Linked DNA regions of Homo sapiens: region 2 is linked to region 1. A link is an interaction called in ENCODE POLR2A ChIA-PET data of the cell type or tissue named here. Cell type or tissue: A673. All regions are shown on one strand. Region 1 overlaps AGBL2 (AGBL carboxypeptidase 2). Region 2 overlaps CELF1 (CUGBP Elav-like family member 1).

Region 1 (5,000 bases):
TAAACTCAGCACTTTGGGAGGCTGAAGAAGGAGGATCGCTTGGGCCCTGGAGTTCAAGAATAGCCTGGGTGACATAGTGGGACCTCATCTCTACAAAAAAATTAAACAATTAGTTGGGTGTGGTGGTGCACTCCTGTGGTCCCAGCTACTCAGGAAGTTGAGGTGGGAGGATCACTTGAGCACAAAAGGTAGAGGCTGCAGTGAACTGTGATTCACGCTGCTGCATTCCAGCCTGGGTGATAGAGTGAGACCCTGTCTCAAACAAAGAAAACATAGGGATAAATCAAAACATAGGGATAAATCTTCATGACCTTGGATGTGGCAGTGGATTCTAGATATGACACCAAAAGCATAATTCATTTAAAAAAAAATTGATGTTGGATGGCCAGGCGTGGTGGCTCACACCTGTAATCCCAGCACTTTGGGAGGCTGAGACGGGCAGATCACAAGGTCAGGAGATCGAGACCATCCTGGCTAACACGGTGAAACTCCGTCTCTACTAAATATACAAAAAAATTAGCCAGGCGTGGTGGTGGGCGCCTGTAGTCCCAGCTACTCGGGAGGCTGAGGCAGGACAATGGCATGAACCTGGGAGGCGGAGCTTGCAGTGAGCCAAGATCGTGTCACTGCACTCCAGCCTGGGTGACAGAGTGAGACTCTGTCCCAAAAAAAAAAAAAAAAAAAAAAAAAGATTAAAAGTCTCTGCAAAGATAGTTGAAAATTAGAAATTTCATTGTTGGTCTAGAATAGTGTTGACCACTTAGAGGGGCCACTTAAGTATTTGCTGAATGAGTGGATTCTGAGTAGAACCTAGCCTAAATATATCTTTTCTCTGCAGTGCCTATAGAAGGTTCCTATTTTACCAGTTCCAGAGTGGGAGGCAAACGAGGAATTGTCAAGGAACTTGCTGTCACGTTGCAAGGACCAGAAGATAATACTCTACTGTTTGAATCAAGGTTTGAGAGTGGGAATCTGCAAAAAGCTGTCAGAGTGTGAGTAACAATTTCTCAAAGGGATGATAATTGGAGTGACTAGAAGGTGTCTTCAGTAATGATATTAGGAATCAGAAGTACTTGCAAAAAAGAAAGAGGTGATGGGGAATAGTTATGGGTATGAAGAAAAATGGAGTAATTATTACTCATTTTTTCCCCAAAATAAAATGTTTTCTAAATTGTTTACTTTGCTTATAGAAGAAATTAGAGCTCACCTAAAATTTGTATTAGTAAAAATATGTAACATAAAAAGTCCTATAGTCATACTTCCTAGATGCAGCAAATATTAAGTTTAGTGTATATGCCTTAATATTTTTCTGTGTGTGTATATGTAATATGCACAAATTATATATATATATATATATATATATATTTTTTTTTTTTTTTTTTTTCTTGAGATGGAGTCTCTCTCTGTTGCCCAGGCTGGAGTGCAGTGACATGATCTTGGCTCACTGCAAGCTCCGCCTCCCAGGTTCATGCCATTCTCCTGCCTCAGCCTCCTGAGTAGCTAGGACTACAGGCGCCTGCCACCATGCCTGGCTAATTTTTTTGTATTTTTAGTAGAGACGGGATTTCACCATGTTAGCCAGGATGGTCTCGATCTCCTGATTTCGCGATCTGCCCGTCTCGGCCTCCCAAAGTGCAGGGATTACAGGCATGAGCCACTGTGCCCGGCCATTTATATATTTTTAAAATAAAAATTGATTAATGGTGTATGTACATATTGTTTTGCAAATTGGCAAATTTTTTTTCCACTTCATAAATTTCAGGTGTTTTTCTATGGCAGTACCATAGATATACTTCCTTATTGTTTTTGTTTGTTTGTTTGTTTTTTCCTCAAGATGGAGTCTTGCTCTGTTGCTCAGGCTGGAGAGCAATGGCACGATCTCAGCTCACTGCAACCTACACCTCGTGGGTTCAAGTGATTCTCTTGCTTCAGCCTCCTGAGTAGCTGGGATTACAGGCACCCGCCACCACACCTGGCTAATTTTTTTTTTTTTTTGTATATTTAGTAGAGATGGGGTTTCACCATGTTGGCCAGGCTGGTCTTGAACTCCTGACCTCAGGTAATCAGCCCGCCTCAGCCTCCCAAAGTGCTGGGATTACAGAGAATAAATGATTAAGGTAGCAGATTTTTCTGTTGTAATAAGACCTGTTTTTACCAGGAGAAAACAACATTTTCCCAATTTGTTTTTTAAGGCAGGGTGTAAGCTTACAGAGTTGTTCTATTTTCTCCATTACAGAGACACCTATGAGTATGAACTCACCTTGCGAACTGACCTCTACACTAACAAACACACTCAGTGGTTTTATTTTCGTGTTCAGAACACCAGAAAAGATGCTACCTATCGCTTCACCATTGTCAACTTGCTAAAACCCAAGAGTCTTTATACTGTAGGGATGAAGCCACTCTTGTACTCCCAATTGGATGCCAACACCCGCAATATTGGCTGGAGGAGAGAAGGAAATGAAATCAAGTACTACAAGAACAACACGGATGATGGGCAGCAGCCCTTCTACTGTCTCACGTGGACCATTCAGTTTCCATATGACCAGGACACTTGCTTCTTTGCACACTTCTACCCATATACATACACTGATTTGCAATGCTACCTCCTGTCAGTGGCAAACAACCCTATCCAGTCTCAGTTCTGCAAGCTCCAAACTTTATGCAGGAGCCTAGCAGGAAATACCGTTTACTTGCTCACCATCACCAACCCATCCCAGACCCCTCAAGAGGCAGCTGCAAAGAAAGCTGTGGTCTTGAGTGCCAGAGTTCACCCTGGAGAAAGTAATGGCTCCTGGGTTATGAAAGGCTTTTTGGACTTCATCCTTAGCAACTCCCCAGATGCCCAGCTCCTCAGAGATATTTTTGTCTTCAAGGTGCTTCCCATGTTAAATCCAGATGGTGTGATTGTGGGGAATTATCGGTGTTCCTTGGCCGGAAGGGATTTGAACAGGCATTATAAAACCATTCTGAAGGAGTCTTTCCCTTGTATTTGGTACACCAGGAACATGATCAAAAGGTGAGACTTTTTATCTGTTGATCTTTCTGTGACTGCTATGAGTCCTAGCACCAGATATCCCTACCTGATGGGGTATGAGGTCTCTTCTGTTGTTAAAGGAATTGAGTATGACTTTGGAGACAGAGCCCTTACCAGTCTCTTTGTAGTCAAGTGACTTTGTTAATTTTCAGACTTTTAAATCATGTCTTGTCTTTGGGTTGAAACTGGACATGCAACATTTCAGCAAGAGTCATTTCACTTGTAAGTGAAATAATTGAATGGAAAAGGTCAGAGTTCAGGGGAGTTCATAGGTCTTCATGATGAGACTTGTATCATAATAATAGTAGCTAACAATTAGTAAATGTGTATGCATGAAGTGGCAAGCTGTATGGTAGGTGCATTACACACATGACTCATTTAATCTTCACATTAACATTATGAGGTAGGCACAGTCAATATCGCATGTTGTATGATACAGAAATTGAGAACCTAGGCCAGGCGTGGTGGCTCACGGCTGTAATCCCAGCACTTTGGGAGGCTGAAGTGGGCGGATTACCTGGGGTCAGGAGTTCAAGACCAACCTGGCCAACATGGCGAAACCCAGTCTCTGCTAAAGATACAAAAATTAGCCAGGCGTGCTGGTGGGTGCCTGTAATCCCAGCTACTGAAGAGGCTGAGGCAGGAGAATCGCTTGAACCAAAGAGGTAGAGATTGCAGTGAGCCAAGAGCGTGCCACTGCACTCTAGCCTGGGTGGCAGAGTGAGACTCCATCTCAAAAAAAAAAAAAAAAAAAATTGAGAAGTGGGTAGGTTAAGTAACTTGCCTAAGGTCATAAAGCTATTAAGTGACAAAGTAGATATTTAAATACAGGCTCTCTCTCTGGTTCCAGAGTCTAAATTCCTTTTACGATCTTATATTGCCTATCACAAAGAAAGAATCATAACATCAGTCAGCAGTTTTCAAGCCTGTATAAAAGCATTGAAGGCTATAATGTAATAGCACCCACCTTAAAGGAATTTTCATGCCATTGGAAATGAAAATACAGCATATAAGAATATGTGGGCTGGGCTCAGTGGCTGACACCTGTAATCCCAGCACTTTGGGAGGCTGAGGCAGGCAGATCACCTGAGGTCAGGAGTTTGAGACCAGCCTGGCCAACATGGTGAAACCTCGTCTCTACTAAAAATAGAAAAATTAGCCGGGCATGATGGTGGGTGCCTGTAATCCCAGCTACTCAGGAGGCCGAGTCAGGAGAATCACTTGAACCTGGGAGGCAGAGGTTGCAATGAGCTGAGATGGCACCATGGCAGGCATAGCTAAAGAGCATATGTTTCAGAGTCAGACAGGCCTGAGTTTGAGACCTGTTTTTACTGCTGGCTGGTTCTGTGACCTTGGCTAAGTGATTTAATGTGTCTGAGCTTCAGCTTTCTCATCTGTAGAGTGGAAAAATAATACCTGCCTTGGGTGGTTACTGTGAGGATTGAGATAATCACATGATCTATTTACTATAGTACCCAGCATATTATAAATGTGTAGCATTGTTGTTATTATACTCATCATGGGGAAAGTGAACATATTTGGAAAGCTGGAATAGGTGTCCTGGGTGATCATGAGACAAAGAAGAGCTGAGCCTTGTAGGAACTGGCCCTCGAAAGTCAGGAATCAAGGCTTTCTTTGGTTCTTTTTCTTTCCTGCAACTGCCCACTCTCTGCCTCCCTCTCTTTCTTCACAGGTCTGCACCATGGTGAGCTTTTTCTCAATAGGCTTTTTTGCACTTCCTTGTCAACTTACGCAAGGCTACCCACCACCCCTTTCCAAATCAGAACTTTTCCATTTCTGGTCAGGCACAGTGACTCATGCCTGTAATCCCAGCACTTTGAGAGGCCGAGGCAGGAGGATCACTTGAGCCCAGGAGTTGGAGACCAGCCTGAGCAACACAGTGAGACCCCGTGTATTAGGTTGTATTTGCATTGCTATAAAGAAATATCTGGCCAGGCGTGGT
Region 2 (5,000 bases), 190 kb after region 1:
TTTTCAAAGTTCCCTGTGTTGTGAACTGAGCTTGGGTGAAGTGAAATCTTTGAGGTAAGGCAACTCTAATGATAAAAATGGAAAGAAAGCCTGTGAAATTTGGGAGCCTTCAGAGATAACATTTTAGAGTCACTGCCTAAATATTGAAATGCCGCCATTTGTTGTTTGGGGGGATGTGGAGCTAAATTGAGAACGGGAGCACACATCTGCCTTGACTGCTAAGTATATCCATCTCTACTGCTCACCCATAATAGAATTTTTATGTGTGCACTCACTAGTCTTGGTTTTATCAACAGTTTAAAGGAGGAAAAAGAGAATGAAGAGACTTCATTTCTTGGTTTTTCCCTTACATGTTTGAGTGTTGTCCCTGGTAGGCCCTAGTTCTTTTTCATTATTATCACTAAAGTGGCTTTTGTTCTTTGTTTCTTTAGAAAGGACAACAGAGAACTGAAAATACATTATTTCCTAGTATGCTAGTAAGAAGCAGAATATTACTATTCCATTTTTATTTTCTGGCAGATGAAGCTTCAGAGTTAGTAAAGAAAATTTCCCTGTGCCATCTAATGAGTGTTACTGAACAAAGGATTTTTGAAGTCTTTCACCCAGATGAGGAACCATTAGATAGCACACCTTGCTCTAACCATTAGATAGCACATCAAGAAAGCAAGGTCAGTTGAGAAATTGATGCTCTTTTGAAAATATCAAGAAAAAAAAAAAAGCAAGGCTGATCAACTGTAGGCAGTTGTATGTGAGTGGTAAGTTTCTGGTGGCCAGTTTATTCAACCAGTTTGCCTCTGGCCTGCTTCTGATGGTCTTATCATTCCTCTTTATGTGACTGTTCTGAGGTTAGTTTGGACCTAAGCACTGTGCTCATTGCTGTCTTTGGCACATGGAAACGTAAGTTTAAAAGCAAGGCTAACAACCCATTTCTTCGGTGAGCCTTTTCTTGCTTCAGGTAGTTTCAGGCTTTGGGGGACCTTAAAAACTGGTTTGCAGGGAGGAGTTTGGAGGATGTGAAACAAGTTTGTGTTTCTTCTGCTCTGTTAGCCACTGCTATCTTCATGGATCTGACACTATTTATCTGACAGTGCACTTAGTACTGCTTCGCCAGGGAAAATTGCACAAAACAAGCCTGGCGCATCAGCACTTTCATTGTGTGCTGGGCTGAGCCTCCCTTCACATGGTCACATCCCCATTTTAATCCAATACTCCCTTTCCCTACCCCTTCCCCAGTCCTGCCTCTTTCTGTGGCACTTATTGCTGGTTTCCCTGAGCTCCTGTTTCCACTTTGTGTTTTTTGTGGGGCCCAGGAAGCTAAAGCTGTGTGTATTTGTGGATCAGACAAGTGCAGCAAGTTAATATCATTGGCTTCTGAAGGGGAGAGTGAGGTGATGGCTGCGTTTAAGTTGGATTTCCTTCCAGAAATGATGGTGGATCATTGCTCTTTGAATTCCAGTCCCGTGTAAGTATTTTTGTTGTCTAATTTTTATCATAAGCAGAGGAACTGGGCTGTTTTCTTTATTTGATGAAATTGGTTCCTTTTTTTAAGAAGGGGAAGAGAAAAATGGGGAAAGAAGCCAAAACAACCTGAATTCTCTCATGCTATTATTTTCAATTGTAGTCTGTCTCATTACTGCTTATTTCCTCAAGGCTTTAAGTTATTTACATAAAGGTGCACTTGATATATGACCAGCAGCATCAGCTCAAGTGTGCTAGCTCCAATTCCTTTAAGCTGTAGTGTTTTCCTATATGATAGATTACAAGGTATTTTTTTTTTAAACTGTAGCATTGTCGCTTTGGGTTGGACATGCAATTTCAAATAATCTTTTGGGAAGGAAGTATTTTATTATTTTAAATTACTGGATTCTTAGTCTCCTATCACAGAGAAGACTGGTAGCTACAGTCAGTGTGTTTAGTATCATCTACAACATTCTGTATTAACATACAAAGTGCAATCCTGGACCTTGATTCCCCCCACCCCCGCCGAGTCTAATTGAAAATACAGCTCAGCACGTGATTTTAGGAACATCAAATTGTCCTTTACCCTCCAAAAAAAGCAAAACTGGATCAATCTTGATTGGCAATTTGCCCAAATAAATTGTGAGAGTGAGAAACCTTGTTAGCTTGCAGTACTGTCCAAGAACTGCTGTTGTACACAGCCAAAATGCTAACCTAACCCTGAGTTGTAGCTGCTAGGAACCTGAATTCTGGACTTTGTAGAGAAGGACACATTTCCAACCCCTGATTTCAGTCACTGTAACCAGGCTTCAGAGTATTTTGGAACCTCCAGCAAATGAGCTTTAGGTTATTCAAAGCCAAGAATATTAAATGGTAGAATATTCTCTAGATAACAAGTGTTAATGCAAGTCTTTGAGGTTAGGCCTCCATGTGCAAATCAGTCTACCCTGGGATTAGATGTAACAGGTGTGGATAATAGTAGATACCAAACAGTTCTTTGTGGAATAGTTGGGGGGCAGGGCTCAAAGTTAGCTCTTTCTCTCTCTGTTTTTGAAACAGGGTCTTGCTTTGTTGCCCAGGCTGGAGTGCAGTGGCACAGTCACAGTTCACTGTAGCCTCAACCTCCTGGGCTCAAGCAGTCCTCTCGCCTCCGCTTCCCAAGTAGCTGGGACCACAGGCATGCACCACCACCTGGCTAATTTTTAAACTTTTTGTAGATATGAGGTCTCCCTGTGTTGCCCAGGCTGGTCTTGAACTCCTGGGCTCAAGCTATCCTGCTGCCTCGGCACCTGGCCTGTCTTACTCTTTTGAAGTGGATCTTATGCCTCCTCTGTAGTCTCCAAAATTACGGTAATTTAAATGTCTTTTTATGAGAGTTCTTTACTACTAAAATTTTATTTTAGCTGTAACAGGTGAAATTAAAGTGAATATCATGATAAAGATTTAATACATAATAAGGATATTTCCATGTCCCAGGATTTATGATCCTTAGAAACAAGGCTGTTGCTCAAATTGTCTTTCATTGTAATACTTCCTGTGCTTTGCCACTGCCTGGTGTTCAACCCAACATTGACACAGCATTCTTCTCAGCCTGCTTTCTAATCTTTTAAGAGATTGGACCCATTCAATATCCCATTAAATCTGGACCATGGACCACTGCATGAAAGTCACCTGGAACTTAAAAATTCAGATGTTTTTATTCTAGAATAGGACCCCCAAGACTCTAGAAACAAGTGTCCAGCATGTTTTTTTGTGCACACTAAAGTTCGAGAGCTAGTGGACTTAACACAGGTCATTCTCAGAGTCAGTCGGGGAATGGATTGTCAACATTTTTTCCAAGTACGTTTGCATCTGTTTTAGTCACCCATCTTCACCAAAACTTTGCAAGGGTGCCTGGGCGTAGGCCATTGCCCCGATTTTAAACATGAGAAACCCAGTTGAGAGAGAGATTGAGGACAAATAGTAATCAGTGTTGGGCCTGAAGTACAAGTTTAAAGGTAAAGGTCTTTTTATTTTTGCCCACTAGACCAGGCTGCCTCTAGTGTCAGTGAACGGTTAGCCAATGTTCTTGATTCTTCATTGATCACTCTTAAGCTTCCACTGGTGCTACTTTGCCTGCATCCTAAGATATGGATATTTTCATGAGTTGTGTCCCAGACTTTTTTCTTTTCATTCTCCCATTGCTTAAGGGGACACTGATGTGCTTCTCTGCTTCTCAGATCTCTGTTCCCCCAAATGTCTTCTGAGGTCTAAGACTTTATTCTAAATACTGCTCATTGATTACTTTTCATCTAGAGACTTCCCCACAAAAAGTAATTCCCATATTGTCTTCACTAGAACCCAAGAGTTGTTAGTTTCTTTCTCTTCCTCTCCTCCTTGGAGTTCAAGTGAACTCCAGATCCTAGTGTATCCTGGCCCAAAATTCCTCAGTATTGGCTGAGACTGGGTGCTAATCTTAGGTACTAGTTTATGCAAGAGCCTTCTGATCTCCATGTTCCCTGCCTTATTTCATCCTCCAGATTATTTTTAGGTATCTTTTAAAAGGACAGATCTGATCATTCACTTAATCTAAAATCTTGGAATAAACTCCAAACCTGTCTATAACATGGAAAGCCCTTCACTGGGTCTCTCTGACCTACCTCTTTATTCTTAGTCAGCTTTCTAGTATGATCTCTTCTCTGTTTCTGTACTCTGCCCACAACTTTCTCAAGTCCTTTTTCTCCCTTCTGATGTTATCCCACTTTTCCCATCTCTCCTCAGTCCTTACCATTTCTTCATCACCCTTAGGCCTCTTTCCTCCATGCCACGTAGCACTTTTTCTAGTTGCCTACTCTATGCAGCTGAAATCTCTGCACACACACCTCCCCCTCCTCCAAATAAAGTAAAATCATATTAGCCACTTCTTTCATAGAACTTTTAAACATTCCTTTATAGGATTTGTAGAGGATTATAGTTGTGCCCTTCTACTTTTTCAGTGACATTGCCTCAAGGGCACATATTGCTCAGTCTTACAGAGCCCTATAGTGTGTAGTATCTGGCACCATAGCAAAAGCTTGGGAATTACAGTTGAATGAATGATATTAAAGATGATTGCAGAGATAAGATCTCCAGATCTTATCTCCATACCTCAGGGAAGAAGGCTGAAAACCTTTAAAAGCATATTGTTAGCTATTCTGTTGTTGGATGGTGACTTTAAATTATTATTGTCTTTATTGTCCTTAGAGATAGCTTTTTCTAGTACCTAACACCCCACATGATAGGAAGATTGACCTTTATCCAAATGAAAATTAACTTTCTCACAGCATAAATGTATTATTCTGTCTTGTTCTCACTAGGGAGCAGCTGGTAAGTAACTCAGGCCAGTGTTTCTGGGCCCTTTTTATTCTCACGCACTTCTGTTCCAGTTTTTCCACAGCACTGTATGTGAGCCAGAGGGACCTTGTATAAGGGTGGGTGGTAGCAGAAGTTTGGAATGCAACAAGTATTTTTGCCTGCTGGGGAGGTGGAGGGATTGGTAAGTATCTGAATTTTTTCTTTTTGTA

The links. ChIA-PET counts read pairs that join two places held together with the same protein. Peaks named below come from ENCODE experiments on the same cell type or tissue, not always from the same donor. Only the 100,000 strongest peaks of a DNase experiment are listed, where the experiment ranks them.
Region 2: POLR2A ChIA-PET joins it to region 1 with 7 read pairs; 2 of 35 experiments call an interaction of 5 or more read pairs at or near these places.

The regions. Positions count from the first base shown.
Region 1 is chr11:47,688,095-47,693,094 of GRCh38, reverse strand. AGBL2 (AGBL carboxypeptidase 2) reads left to right here. Exons shown (of 19, transcript NM_024783.4): 9 at 839-992; 10 at 2,237-3,019. Among named protein-coding and RNA genes, the nearest start is that of AGBL2, 25 kb to the left of the region's middle. In A673, no CTCF peak of the experiment used is centred here; no DNase peak of the experiment used is centred here.
Region 2 is chr11:47,495,915-47,500,914 of GRCh38, reverse strand. It overlaps CELF1 (CUGBP Elav-like family member 1), which reads left to right. Exons shown (of 15, transcript NM_001376376.1): 2 at 1-54; 3 at 1,311-1,462. The coding sequence starts at 1,392. Among named protein-coding and RNA genes, the nearest start is that of RAPSN, 49 kb to the right of the region's middle. In A673, no CTCF peak of the experiment used is centred here; no DNase peak of the experiment used is centred here; H3K27ac peaks cover 3,857 bases.